Regions from separate parts of the Mus musculus genome. Here region 1 is linked to region 2. Evidence: chromatin loops called from intact Hi-C (ENCODE). Cell type or tissue: gastrocnemius. All regions are shown on one strand. Each heading gives the region's core, and the rest is flanking DNA. Links, peaks and the distances in the headings are about the cores only.

The links. A loop is a pair of places that touch in the nucleus more often than their neighbours do. Peaks named below come from ENCODE experiments on the same cell type or tissue, not always from the same donor. Only the 100,000 strongest peaks of a DNase experiment are listed, where the experiment ranks them.
Region 1: it touches region 2 in a loop (9-fold over the local background); 40 of 42 quality-filtered maps call a loop at or near these places.

What each region holds. Positions count from the first base shown.
Region 1 is chr16:33,998,413-34,001,219 of GRCm38, reverse strand. The region is part of intron 51 of Kalrn (kalirin, RhoGEF kinase); the gene reads left to right. Among named protein-coding and RNA genes, the nearest start is that of Umps, 33 kb to the right of the region's middle. In gastrocnemius, for the core only: a CTCF peak has its summit at 1,633 (motif pointing left); a DNase peak (open chromatin) is centred at 1,650; H3K27ac peaks cover 455 bases.
Region 2 is chr16:34,113,292-34,116,098 of GRCm38, reverse strand. The region is part of intron 34 of Kalrn (kalirin, RhoGEF kinase); the gene reads left to right. Among named protein-coding and RNA genes, the nearest start is that of Gm41448, 5.4 kb to the left of the region's middle. In gastrocnemius, for the core only: a CTCF peak has its summit at 1,225 (motif pointing right); a DNase peak (open chromatin) is centred at 1,234.

The DNA of each region.
Region 1 (2,807 bases), core at 291-2,790, 120 kb after region 2:
ACCTCCTAGAAAAAGCAAAGGCAATGAGGTCAAGGTCACACAGCCAATGAAAAAGCAGGTCTTGCTTTTGACTGATGTCCTCAGCTCGACCTATGTCCTGCAGAAAGTCTGAATGCAGAGGCTCAGGCCCTTCCTTGTTGCACATCTGCTTGTAAGAGGAGAATTTCTTCTTCAACAGCTTTTATAATCCCCTGACTGCTCCGGTAATCGCAGGTCTTTAGGCACACCCTGTCCCAGTGACTCAGGAGCTCAGCTGTTGCAGCCACGAGAGTAAGTCTATTTGACACGAGTTGGAAAAGTCTCGATTGGTTTCCTGGGCTCGCATCCATGTTGAGCTCTTAGTCATGTGTGTCCTGAGGCGCCTCACCCTAGTCGGAAGGTCTGACCCATTTCCTTATATTGCACACTTACAAGTTTGCAAGTTCCACTGACCTGGGAGTTTCCCTAAGAGTGCAGCACTAGAAGAGACAAAGCCACCATTCCCACTTCCCTGTATACACAAACATCCAAATACTATCAAAGTTTACCTACAAAGTTCAGTGTACATTCCTCAGTGATTCACAAAGCAAATCTCAGGAAAATCAAGGAATCGGCAGCACATAGACAGACCAGGTTCTCCAACTACAAAGATAATTTTAAAAAAGGAAAGGTTTGGAGGGAGCTGGAGAGTTGGGTACTGAAGTTTGAGGCCATGTTAGGCAGCTCACAGCTTCCAGCTCCAGGGAATCTAATGCCCCTGGCCTTCTTGGACACATGCATTCACATGTATATCACACACACACACACACACACACACACACACACACACTTAATTTTTTTTTTAATTATTTGAAGCTAGGCCAAGGTGAATGCCTTTAATCCCAGCACTCAGGAGACAGAAGCAGGTGGATCTCTGTGAGTTTGAGGACAGTCTGGTCTACAAGAGTGAGTTCTGGGATGACCAGGGCTATACAGAGAAACCCTATCTCTAAATACATAAATGAATAAATAAATAACTGGAAAACTGATCTAGTCAGATTGAAATAATGAATAGCTAAACCTTCAAATAAGAAATCACACCCAGCCCCAGGACCACATGCAGAAGTAGTGTTTAGGGAGTTTTATTTTATGCTGGGGATTGAACCACACATGCCAGGCAAGTGTTCTACCACTGTGCTAGATCCTCAACCTGGAAAATCTCTTTTTACTCTCTGCTCGTTTTCTAACTAAATGTTATCTAGCATCCCTTTCCTTCCCTGCACTCAGATTTGTAGCTCTGAGACGGTTGAGGGCGTTCGGTTTGAGCTTGTTTCTGCCATCTTTACACCATTAGCATCCTTTGTGTGCCGTGTGGAACTGTGTTTTGTGATTGGATGATGAGGGACTCAGAAAAAAACAAGGTCAGGTCATCCCCAGCTGACAACTGTTTTCCAGACAGAATTTCACCTTCTTTCTCTAAGTCAGACTCTTAGGCATTAACTGAGGGGGATACTCAAGCTCTCTTCAAACTCAGTTTGTTATTCAACACTGGTGGATTTTACCTGTAACATTTCCCCTGAACTCGCTGTTGTCCCATTTTGAAGAAAAATCCAGAAGGCAGGAACTAAGGTGCAGTGGCGATTCTTGTCTTGTGGCTTCAGGAAACCTTGCTACCTGCTGCCCTCTGCTGTTCAAATAAAACCAGGCTCCCCAGTTGTTCATCCTTGCCTCTCTCCTACTCCCCCACCCCACCCCAGCATAATCTATCTCTCCCTCTCCCCCTCCCCCTCCCCTTTCTCTTCCCCTCCCTCCATCCCTCCATCCATCCCTGCATCTCTCAGAGTCAGACTACGTGCATTCTGTGTGACTAACCCCACGTTTCCTCCATGACCACATCTCTCTGACATCCTAGTTCTCTGTGGCTTCACATCTGACACCATGCTCACTGCCCACCTGTTTGGGGGACACTCAGAAATATCGGAGACTTGGGATTAGTACCTCCGGTCCCTGTACTTACCCGCAGTGGTCACCAGACAAGACAGCCAGGAGACCCAAATTCTAGACCAGTGATAGAGTGGCCCGAGTTAATCTGATCCAACCACTTTGGCCTGTCCTACAACAGATACTGTGTTTGACACCACGATTGATGACTCTGATGGTACATAAACCCCAGAAGGGTTGCCACCTGCCGACGGTGCACAGGACTAGTGAGCAAATGCGACGCGGATAAAGTGTTATGCATGGCAGCTCATGACCAGAGGCCCCCAAGGTGCCAGCCTCTGAATGAGCATAGAGGAAGAAGATCACCATCGACTGAATCTCAGGCTTGGACTGACCAGTGGGATTCCTAAGGAAGTCATATGTCCAGTTTATAGAAAATGAAAAGCACTCCAGTTACCCGGGGTGGGGGGGGGTATGCATTATCTTTTCCTCCTCGGACTTAGAATCCCACCACTAAAAGCTGTCAGTGATTTGACAGATACAGAACACCACATGCCACAGTTGGTACTAAATTTGGAGACAATAAGAAGACAACTTAACCCTTGCCCTTGTGGGCTTGGGACCCATACAGATCCATAGACAAAAACATTCCTGAGGAGACCACAGTAGGAGAGCAGCGTGGCGGCCGTCTCCTGCCCCCATACTTAGGTTTGCTTCAAATAGAGGAAAATTATCTTCTGTAGATGTGAGCCACAGGCACAGCTAGCAAAAGCATTGGTATGGAACCTCACTCGGGGTCTAAGTTCCTGCCGGAAAGTTTACAGAGGACTGGAAAGAGATCCGTCAGAGGCAGCCCAGCAGAGCAGGTGGGCCTTTGGCATCAATGACATCTCCCAGTGCACCCCACA
Region 2 (2,807 bases), core at 158-2,657:
GTGTCTGTGTCTGTGTGGCTTGGAGAAAAACATCCAACCTTTCTGTGTCCATCTCATCTTAAAAACAATGAAACAATGGCTGAACCACTAACCTCCAAGCTCTCTCCCAGCTTTCCCTATACACACTACTACATCTAGATTTGAGTTTTCACCCTGACAGGAGGACTGAGCAACCCCAGCAACTGGTCACAGCCGAGTAGGGCTTGACTAGCCCCTCTGCTCAGGGTCAGAGGTCACCCTGCCTCTTTTTTCCTTCGATGCACTCAGTGTATTAGTCCAGGTCCTCTAGAGTAACAGAACTTATAGAATGAATATATATGATATACATTTATACATAATAAATCCTACATATATAAAGGGGATTTATTAGAATAAGTTACAGGGTGTGGTCCAGCTAACCCAACAATGGCTGGCCATGAACAGAAAGTCCAAGAATTCAGTAGTTCTTCAGTCCACAAGGCTGGACGTCTCAGCTGGTCTTCAGTGTGCGCTGGGGTCCTGAAGAAGTTGGCTCTAAGGCCGGTGAAGGAATGAACCTTCTAGCAAGGCTAGAAAAAGCAGGCTAAGAGTGAAGCTTCCTTCCTCCGTGGCTTATGTAGACTTCTGGCAGATGTGAACCTGATTAGAGATGGGTTTTCCCATCTCAAAAGATCTGGATTAAAGGTGTGTCTTTCCACCTCCAAGATCCAGATTAGAAGTGAGTCTTCCTACTTCAGATCAGGCATATAATCTCTCACAGGGGCGCCCTCCATTTGGAGGTTTTAGTTAATTCCAAATGTAGTCAATTTGACAATCAAGAATAGCCACTGATCGCCGTTATCCAGGCCTGGTCTGTTTTCCGTGTGCCTCTTATTTACTGGTGCCAGGGAGACTAACTGTAGTGGCTCTCCAAAAAAGCTCTCCACCATAGCAGCTCCTGTGTGCCTGTTAGCAGCAGGGCCGCTCAGGCCCCATCTACCTGCTCCGTGAGTGACTCTACACCAGCTAGTTCTTCAGGTGGCTGGTTCACAGTGGAGTCTGAGAACACTGTCTTCCAAAACCACTGTGGCCTCAAACTCATGCATCTTCCGTTGAAGACACTGAGGCCCAGAAAATGACAGAGAACCAAATCTTAGTCTAGATCTGAGTTGTGTAAATGGTCAGATATTAGCATGGGGATTCCATCTGTGCATGAGACCCAGGGCAGGCTGCCTGATACATGGAAGGCTGGGACCATGAATTTCTGCTTCTGACCACTAGGTGGAGGTGGTGGACTACCATTCTCGTAGTGCCCAGCTCTTCAGCCTCAGGGAGATTTCCATATGAAATGCAAACTAAAGGCTAAATGAATATTACCCCTAACACCTGCCACCCAGTCTTAATCAGTGGTGGAAGAACGGACTCAGAACTGTTTGTCTCAATTGGCCATTTAAGTTTAATAGTAAAAGACTGGTTAATGATAACAATGCATTTTAAAACCTTCAGAAGGAAAGAATGTTTTGTGGACCATTTGTGTGTGTGTGGGGTGGGGGGCAGTTTTAAGTTATTAGTTTTCAAAATCAGTACTTTTTAATGGAAACAACCAAAAATCTGTCACAGAATTTTGAGACCATTAAAACAAGTTTAGTGAGGAAAAAAAAAAACCTTGATTCCTCCTACACACACACACAGCTACACCCCACCCTTAGTTGAGCCACTATCTTCTTCCTCCCCTCTTTCCTTTGAGGACCTTGGGGACACTATGGAGAAGCTGTATAGAATTTGTAATTACAAGTTCCTTTGAAGAAACCAATGCCCACCAATGTCCACCAATGCCCTCTGACATCCTTAGTGTAAAGGAAGACTAAAATCAGGATTAGAGTGCGCCTCTGTTTTGAGTTAGGTGAGGAAAAATGGCTCTCTCTCTCTCTCTCTCTCTCTCTCTCCAGAGCTTGCACACACAAAGCACACTCAACACTCCCCAGTCCTGGGACTTACCCCGAACCTTTGTTGTCCAGCAAAGTAAGTGCCTACAAACTTCCACAAACCCAGACCTTAGAGTGCAGCCAGTAAAGGAGAGAAAGATAGCTTTCATAGATCCCAGGTATGGGTTCTTTTCCCTGAGGAGCCCGCACCCCCTTTCCAGCCTGTGACTGAATGATATGTGCACACCCTCCGAGAAGATGGGCTCACTACGTGTGCAGGTGGTTAGCATCAAACCAAGGATGGAGAATCAGAGGCTAGTGAGAGGCATTCAGGGTGAAACTCCCATGGGACAGACTAGGGGAAGCTGTAGAGATAGGACCCAATGAGAGCTGAGGACCAGGGTGGGAAAGGGAGAAGAAAGGAGGGAGGCAAGCAGTTGCAGGACTTTCTAGCTAACTGAACCAACCAGAATGGCTTCCAAAAGTGACCACCAGTCTGCATTGGCTCTTTAGTTGCAGGTTGGCCTCTCTTTCCAAGCATAGGCCGGCTGGGCCTGCAAAGCAGCAGTGTGTGAAGCCACTCCCATTCCAGCTGAGCTAGAAAATAGGGTGTCAGGCCAAGCATGGTAGCTTACACCTATACTCCCAGCTCCTAGGAGGTTGAGACAGGAAGCTTGCCACAAGTTCTGGGCTGCCTGAGCAACAGTGAGACGGGGTGGGGTTGGGGGTGTGAATATAGACATGAGCACTGTAGCGCTCTGCCCCCCACCGTCAGGACACAGGATGCTATAGGCACCCTCATACCCGGAATAAAAGACCACGTTTGGAAGCAACAGAGACCCAGTGAGCTGATTCTGCTTGCCTCCCAGCCTGGCCACCTACTAGCAACCTGGCGCTTTCTTCTGCCAGCTGTTGATTTTATTC